Regions from separate parts of the Homo sapiens genome. Here region 1 is linked to region 2. Evidence: read pairs that join two places in POLR2A ChIA-PET (ENCODE). Cell type or tissue: PC-3. All regions are shown on one strand. Links, peaks and the distances in the headings refer to the core of each region. The heading gives the core; the rest is flanking DNA. Region 1 has its middle 6.3 kb from the start of GSTM5. Region 2 has its middle 47 kb from the start of KCNC4.

Region 1 (4,390 bases), core at 206-4,205, 550 kb after region 2:
CAATTGGAGTCCCGTAAAGGAGGATCGGCATCAAAAAGAGGAAAAAGGTTCAAAGGGGATTTATCATGGGGTTCAGAATCACAGATACTGGCAGTCCAGACATGACAATAGCCAATTTCGAAAGTTCTGGGTGTTCTGGGCTCAGAATGGGGAATATCATACAAGGCCTTGGGGGTGGAGGGTAATGTCCTTATCTTCCCATTTTAAGGTAAAGAATGAGCCGAACCACCTATGCAAAGTAGGATGATGATCCTCGTCCTCCCAATAAGAAATAAAATAAGTAGCCTCCAGGAATTCCCCTCCCCCAGAGGAGCAAGTGTTTTTTAAATAGCCCTTTGGTGCCCAGTCTATTACTAAAGCATATGAGTCATTTTTTAATACTACTGCATGTGAGTTAACACAATCTCCCCAAATTAAAGTTTTAGATGGGCCCTCAAAATTTTTAGGACATAGTTTTCCTACAGGTTTATATTGAAAGTATGGGGTATCTCCTATTACTCCCCTTTTCATTTGTCTTAAAGGACAAAGGGAGAGGCCGGAGACCAAATGTCCCCATTTTCCTGTAGCTAATCTCTCCAGAAGATAAGCAGCCCAGACTTGAGTTTCTAGATGGATACAACGAGTTGCATGTCCGAGGCACAGAGGAGGGTATTTATAACCCATAGTAACATTAAATGCAGTGCCTTCTTCTCCTGGTTGAGCAGGGCAATGGTCATCTATAGCTCCAGGCATCTACACACTATCGTTAGTGTAGATTTCCGCAGGAGCATTCATCCAGGTGAGAGGTCGAATAAGTGGAGGAAAAGGCACATAAGCCCAATAAGAATAATTTTGTGTAGCAGGCAAATCAGTGTGAGGGGAAACTGGTGAGACAGAAAGTATAAGGAGTAGAATTATTAAATAAAACCTATTGTAAGCGAGATCCAGTGCTGAAGGAGGAAGAGAAGAACAGAGGGATGTTATTTTCAGGCTAATAGAAATGGTGAGATTTTCAGGTTTGTAAGGAGAAAAAGAAAGGTAATTAGGAGAAGTGGGATTAGTTAGAGGGGTCTCTGTTGCCATTAGGGAGGATTGAATGAGATCCATTTTGATTTGGTGTGCCAGTTTTTGAGGAGTTGGCACAGATCTCACCAGGTATGAGGGCAGTCTCTGACGTGGACATCTCTTCCCTGTGTTTTTCATTGTCAGTATTCACACGAAGTTAAAGTCTTCTAGTGGGCACCCAGACAGGGGATTGATGATCTCCTGGTGAAACACAAGCATACCCTCTTCCCCACATTATAATTGTTCCAGGTTCCCAGGTATTTGTCTGGGAGTTTTTCCATAACACTGGCTTGCTTTCATTTAGGGAGAATTTTTTGCCTGTATAATGGTGTTCGGCTGCAGTCAGAGTATTGTCTTTAGGAACATTTAGAAAGTTTAAAGTAAACAATGCTAAATGGAATTGGGAGTGGGGAGTGGTTAAATTATGCTTTTAAACCATAAAGGAATTTAGTAATTCCTTCATGTTTTGGACCGAGACTGAGTCCAGGAACAGTCCCCACGTTTTCCATTATATGTTGACTGGGAGCACGAGAAGAGTTATGTGGAATATTAATTTCAGCCCCCCATTGTTCCAGCAAATATCTACCCCAAAGATTAATGGGGATTGGCATGATATAAGGCTGAATTGTTCCCTTTTGACCATCAGGCCCAGTGCAAGGCAAGATAAATGTGCTTTGGTGAACTTCATCAGCTTTTCCAACCCTTACTAGTCCCATGTTAGTGGGATGTTTAAGCCAGGAAGAAGGCCATAAATTAGAGGAAATAATAGAAACATCAGCCCCAGTATCTACTAGGCCCTCAAACTTTTTTCCTTTAATATGTATGGTGCAGGTGGGCTGTTGTTTAGAAATTACTTTAATCCAATAAGCGGCTTTTTCACCGCCAGAGCCCATCCCAGGGCCCCCTGTCTTATCTCCTTTGTTTAAAACAATATTAGGTAGTAAAAGTAGTTGAGCAATTGACTCACTGGCCGGAATGGAAACAGGAACCTTGGCAGACACGATTATTTTAATCTCATCAGAGGAATCAGAATTAATGAGACCAGTATGAACTATGATACCTTTAGCAGAGGTGGATGCCCTACCTAACACCAGGCCCACCAAACCTTGAGGTAAAGGGCCAGTGGCCCCCGTGGGGACAATTAAAGGCAAAGAATTCGGTAGTAAATTTAGAGGAGTGGTACTACAGAGATTGACCGCCCTGCCCCCTACTGTGGAGGTAGACAAGCATTGTACTGAGACAGAAGAAGCGACTGGGACCCATCTGGGTTGGCTGTAGGTAAATTTGCTTGTGCTGGGGGCTGTATTGGGACCGCTTGAAGCAGAAACACAATATTGGTCTGAGTCTGAGGTGTCCCATTTGATACTGGGGCCTGGGACTGGCCCTGCTTCCCATTTCCCTGGTTCTGTGGCAAGGGATTGCCATCTATATCAGACTTAGAGTGGCAAGTACTTGCCCAGTGTTTACCTTTACGACAATGAGGGCAAACAGTAGCAGGAGCATTTGGCCATGTTTGTTGAGCTGGCTTGGCCGCTTTTAACAGTGCAATTTTTTTGGGTATGATGAAGTTGACCACAATTATAGCAGGCTCCAAGAAAAGAATTCAGTCAAGCCAGTTTGATTGCCATCCTTCATGGCCCGTGCCCACAGAATAGCTTTGTGGGTCTCTGATCCAATGCTTTCACAAGCTTTAATATATGCAGGCACACCTCGTGATCAGGTAAATTTTGTCATTAGACAGAACGCATGACCACTTTACACTCATGGTTCGCATTCTCAAAAGCTAACATATGAAGGAGAATACCTTGAGCGTAATCATCAGAGACAGATTTTGAACAGCATCTTGTAATTTAGCCAAAAAATCAGGATGTAATTCACTGCGACCCTGTTTAACAGTAGTAAAAGAAACAGGAGCTTGGCCTGGGGCACCTAGTTTATCCCAAACTCTCATACACAACTTTGTTACTTGTTCCGTGGTGAGAGCGTCAAAGTCTAATTGGGCGGTAGTGTCAGAGTGATTATCAGAGCCTGTGAGCTGAGCCTGAGTAATTAGAATGCCATCAACCCAATTTAGCTGAGCCTGCAGACGGGCCTCCTCTGACCACCAGGTACAGAATTGTAAATGCTGAGATGGAGTTAGAACAGCTTTCGCCAAAAGGTCCCATTCTGAAGGAAGCAAAATGACCTCAGTACAAAGAGTCTGTAATGCCATTTTAACATATGGAGAAGCAGGACCATACTGAGCACAAGCATCCTTGAATTCTTTTGAAAAGGTAAGATTGAGCAGTGCATATCAACGCATTTGTACCCCTTGAGCATTGGGAGGTTCCAGCGTGACCGGATAAGCCCACACCTCTAATCCACTTGTTTCTTTGTTCTGGCGTAATAAGCATTGCATGGAAGTTTCAAGAGCAGGCACATGAGATGGAGTTGGCATAGAAGTGACAGTAAAAGTATGTGTAGATAAGGGAAACTGAGGTTCAGGAGGTCAGACCAGTATGAGAGTGTGAGAAAGGGGCATTGGGGGAGCAGAAGAGACAGAAGCATACTGGTGATTATTGGGAAATCCTGTGCAACCAGAGTGGCAGGGGCGTCCATGTGTGAAGAAGGGTACAGAGAAGCAGGTTGAGTGAATGGCAAAGTGACTGGTTGAGGGACCGAAATGACAGGAGGGTGAGGGGCTGCGGTGGGGGAGGGCCTGCAGAATTACAGGTAAATTGTAGTTTGGTCTGGAGCCATTAGATGGCTCTGGAGGCAAAGCCTGCAAAGATTTGAAAAGGGAAGAGTTAGCATAGATATGGTGCAGAGCTGTCCGAGTCAGGGCCATGGGAGCTACAAGTATCAGGTCTTCATGAAAAGAAATAAGACCATCGGGGGTGACATTAAGCCAAAGTCACCGGAGTTAGATATTGAATCCTCAATATCGTTAGGTGGGGGAGGAGTAGGCGAAGGGAGAGGCTGAGCAGATAATGAAGCCCGAGTGGGAGAGGAAAGCTGTGGAAGAGGTAGAAGGTCGCCAGATTCAGAAAACTGTGGTAACTGCAGGGGGTCACGGGATTGGTATGTCGTTAGGATGGCACATACCAAGGCCCAATCACCCCAAACAGTGAAGGGAACATAATTTCCTGATGGGATCAGTTCCTGGAATTTTGCACCAACGCGATCCCATAGTTCCACATCTAATTTTCCCTTTTCAGGAAACCAAGGACAGTGTTCTTCCAACACCCTGAATAGGGTGACCATATTTTCCATGGGCACCCAAACTCCACCCTGTTTTAACAGGAGTTTAATATAGCAGAGATAAGCATAATATTTAGACTCCATGTGACCCATAGTTACCCGAGAC
Region 2 (4,390 bases), core at 135-4,134:
CCTCTCAAACACCTGTTCATCATGCCTTAGACAAGCAGCACACTGAGAGAAAGTGTTCCGGTGGGTTCCCCGTGTGCCCTAGTCACATGCTGAGCTGGCCTACGATTCATTCCTGAACAATTTCCTTGGGGACAGTAGGGGTCAGGATGCCTGGGCCCAGCCTTTGGCTTACTGTGGGGAAAAGGAGACTCCTCCAGGTCCTTGACCTACCTTCTGGGTGCTTGAGGAGGATACCTCCGATTCACAAATAAACAGAGCCATCTGTGACAGGCTGTGCAAAGGCTGAGCCTTACCCACAGAGCCACAGCATCCACCCCTGCTATTCAGCTCTGAGTCCAGATGGGCATGCAGCCCAGAAGCCCCTGAGGGCATTGGATTTCAGCGTGGAGAAGACCTTGTGTGGGAGGTACTCCCAGACAAGAGGAGATGGGAGCAGGAGGAGGGGAGGCTGAGGGCTGGGGAGCTGGCTGTGCATGAAGCTGTGATTCTCATCAGTGCCTTGGAGGATTCACCACTTCTGCTCCATGCCTCCTCATAGGGTGATATGGTAGATTTCATTCAAGCTGAACAGAATTGATATTTTGCTCAAATCCTGTTTTAAGAATTTTTGTGCCTTCCTCGTAAAAGCAGCATAGCCTAGGTGACTCTGGGCAGGGTTAATAGTCATCTGTGTGAATGATTTGAAGGAGGATGGATGGGTGTTTTTCTCTCATTGTGAAATCAACACATACACGCTGAAGAAAATTTAGAAAGTATAGAACAATTTTAAGAAGCAGGAAATGGCCAGGCACTGTGGCTTACCCCTGTAATCCCAGCACTTTGGGAGGCTGAGGCGGGCGGATCATGAGGTCAAGAGATCGAGACCATCCTGGCCAATGTGGTGAAACCTCGTCTCTACTAAAAGTACAAAGATTAGCTGGGCATGGTGGCGTGTGCCTGTAGTCCCAGCTACTCAGGAGGCGGAGGCAGGAGAATCGCTTGAACCCAGGAGGCGGAGGTTGCAGTGAGCCGAGATCACGCCACTGTACTCCAGCCTGGCAAAAGAGCAAGACTCCGTCTCAAAAAAAAGAAGCAGGAAACAAAAACCCTTCATAAATCTTAGGAGAAATACAAATCTAGATACAGATTCTAGATATATGAATAGTATCTCCATTTAGTGCCTAGGAAAGTGTCTATGGCAGAAATTTCTGGTTGCTCCCAATATCATTCTTCATTCCTACCACAAGCTCAAATCCATTTAGCATAGCAATGTGCCCAGGTAAAAGACAACATTTCTTAACCTCCCTTACTGGCAAGTGCGAAAGGATTATAAGTAGAACTTGGATGGGATTGCAGAAAGACTCCTAACGGGGCAGACAGGTCAGGCATGCATGTCATGTCCTTTTGTTCCTTTCTGTTCTCACTTTTCCTGCCTGAAATATGGATGTGATGGCTAACACACCAGCTGTAGTCTTGGACATTTTAGGATTAAAGCTGTGTGCAAAAGTCAGTGATGCAGAAAGCTAGAAGAAAGCTGCATCCCTGATGACTTGGTTAGAGCTGCCATACCAGCCCTGGAACACCTGCCTCTGGACTTTTTTTTTTTTTTTTTTTTTTGAGACGGAGTCTCGCTCTGTTGCCAAGGCTGGAGTGCAGTAGCGCGATCTCGGCTTACTGCAAGCTCCACCTTCTGGGTTCACGCCATTCTCCTGCCTCAGCCTCCCGAGTAGCTGGGACTACAGGCGCCCGCCACCTTGCCTGGCTAATTTTTTTTTTTTGTATTTTTAGTAGAGACAGGGTTTCACCATGTTAGCCAGGATGGTCTCGATCTCCTGACCTCGTGATCCACCCGCCTTGGCCTCCCAAAGTGCTGGGATTACAGGCGTGAGCCACCGCACCCGGTCCCTGGACTTTTTTTTTTTTTGCGGCAGGGGAGGGAATCAAACACAATTTATTTTAGAACTAGACAGGAAAGACTGAACTAAAGAAAAAGTTTTACCCTAAACTTTCCCAACTGACGTCTTCTGGACAGGCTCCATGTTATCAACTGTGTCAGTCACATCAGTGGCCTGTACAAATTGTGTAATTCAATTGAAGAGTCAAGTTTGCAAATAACAATCTTTCCATTCTCTGTGCTTTAGAACAATTCTGAAAACACATTTATTATGCTCCCAACCCATAACTGTTTAATTAGGTTTTTCTTCTAAAAATAACTTGGATCAAGAGAATCATTTACTTTATACATATTCAAAAACAGAACTCATTCATTTTCTTCAGTGTTCCATGGAGGGGAAAACTGGTCCAACCAAACAGATGTAGTAAAAAGTATGTTTCCTGTTTTGGCTTCTTTGTGTTAATAACCAGAGAAAATCCTTTGTTGTTTTCATCTTGGCTTCAACATAATGTATCAATATCCCTTTCTTCCTCTGATTCTTGACCTGGTATCCAACACTGATCTTTTATACTCAAAAAATGAGTATTTCAAAGCTTTGCAGTATCCTTCCTTCAAACACTGCAGAGGGGATTTTCCTTCCTGGACCACACAGTTGGACTGCAACAGACACACGCCCAGGTCCTCCTTCAGCTTGTCCTTGTAATACCGGGGCGTGACGGCGCTTCCCGTCCACTGCAGACTTGTCTTTCTTCCACTACAACCACTGTGACCGGGCCTGGAGCGAGCAAGGCCTCCGTCGCCTCTGGACTTTTATGAGTGAGACGTAAGCCCCTGTTTAAGTCATTGTGGTCAGGTCTTCATTAATCACAACTAAATGTAATTGTTAGCTGATCCACTGCCTGACACAGCGTGATGTCCAGTAAAAGCTGGAATATCTGGGAAGAGCTACGGGTGATGAGAAGACTGGGCAAAAGAATCTTGGCCTTGCTCCACTACAAGTTCTGAGTGACCAAGTTATGTGTTCTTTCGGGGCCTCAGTTTATTTTCTCTGAAGTGTGAGGGTCACAGTAAATATTCTCTAACAGATTCTTTGGGCTCATATCCCTCTGAATCTAGGGACTGGAGAGATCTGGGTGCTCTTCTGGTTCCACCCTTAATAGCTTTGTAACTGTAGGTGGGTTTCATAGCCTCTTGGAGCCTTGGGTTTTCATCTCGCTTGTCTAACATGTCAGGTACACAGGAAATGTTTGTCGAATGCAGGAGGAAAGTGGAGATCATGCCACCTGTCTTGGCTGCTTCCCCAGATGATAGCAAGAATAGGATAAGATGGTCCTGTACAGTGCCACCCAGAAGAGTGGGCTACTGTAATTCTAATGGCTGCAGGACTGACATGGCCTCCCCCAGCCTCCTGCAGAGCTTGTGTTCTAGGTGTTTGCCAGAACTAGCCTCTACTGCAAAATGGCCCTGCCACCTTCCTCCCTGAGCAGCTTCTAGACTGCTTCTTGGGTGGCCAAATCCCTTTGTGGAAGGAAGGGCCAGGAAGAGAACTAAAGCAGTCCACAGCAAGTGTGAGTGAGAAATAGAATCAACCCCTCCCTGAATGAAGTTCCAGAGACAGTGTCCTCCATCTTCTGGCTGACCCCTTCTGAGGGTGCCAGGGACCTCTGCCATCGTTTGCCTTCAGGAGAGAAAGCTGTGGCCATCTGAGAAGCTTCTTGATCCCCATTGGCCCAGAGCTCCACCTGTGCTGTTGTTTCCTGAGAGGAAGTTCGGTTGTCCTGGCACTCAGTCTCCATGGCAACCCTTGCTTTTGAGACACTGAATGGAAACTGCCTGGTATGGGGAGGCCAGTAGCAGAATACTGATTTGCCTGGGTGTCTGTAGCAATGACTGCATCTCAATACCTTTCCAGATACCCAAAGAGCTAAAAATACACCCGGCTCTGTCTAGGACTCTCCAGCCCCGCTAAGCATCTTAAAGTATATCTGTGCTGACTCTAACCTGCTAATATTAGTTATCTTTGGCAACTTGTGCCTGGGGACATGGAGTAGGGTGTTGAATGCAAAACTGCAGAGCCTAAGTGTGAAGGGGTGAGCTGGAGAGAAGACGGTGAAGTGAAGAGGACCTCCTGAGAGGAAACCAGGGGGTTCCAGGGGGACGGCCAACAGAGAGCACATTGAATCTTAACTCCCTGCAGAGCTCTAGGGAACTTGTTTGTCCAACTCCGACGATCTAGGCATTTGCTCATTTGCCAACCATCTATTAAGCACCTACTCTGCTCCAGGCTCTGTGCCAGGCACTGGGATTACAGGGGTGAATAAAAGAGAGTGTATGTTCCCTGCTCTCACCAGAGTTTACCAAATGTCTTAAATGAGAATCATCTCTGCAAGTCCAGAAATGCTATCTGTATATACTTGGATGTCTCCTATGCTATGCAGTGAGTTTCATCAACTTGAAGATTATTTTACTTATAATGTTGGCACCCTTTCCAGAACATAGTAGGTGGTGAGCTAATAC

The links. ChIA-PET counts read pairs that join two places held together with the same protein. Peaks named below come from ENCODE experiments on the same cell type or tissue, not always from the same donor. Only the 100,000 strongest peaks of a DNase experiment are listed, where the experiment ranks them.
Region 1: POLR2A ChIA-PET joins it to region 2 with 6 read pairs; 2 of 35 experiments call an interaction of 5 or more read pairs at or near these places.

What each region holds. Positions count from the first base shown.
Region 1 is chr1:109,703,789-109,708,178 of GRCh38, reverse strand. No RefSeq gene overlaps it. Among named protein-coding and RNA genes, the nearest start is that of GSTM5, 6.3 kb to the left of the region's middle. In PC-3, for the core only: no CTCF peak of the experiment used is centred there; a DNase peak (open chromatin) is centred at 2,588.
Region 2 is chr1:110,254,927-110,259,316 of GRCh38, reverse strand. It overlaps a transcript of KCNC4 not described here. Among named protein-coding and RNA genes, the nearest start is that of KCNC4, 47 kb to the right of the region's middle. In PC-3, for the core only: no CTCF peak of the experiment used is centred there; no DNase peak of the experiment used is centred there; H3K27me3 peaks cover 577 bases.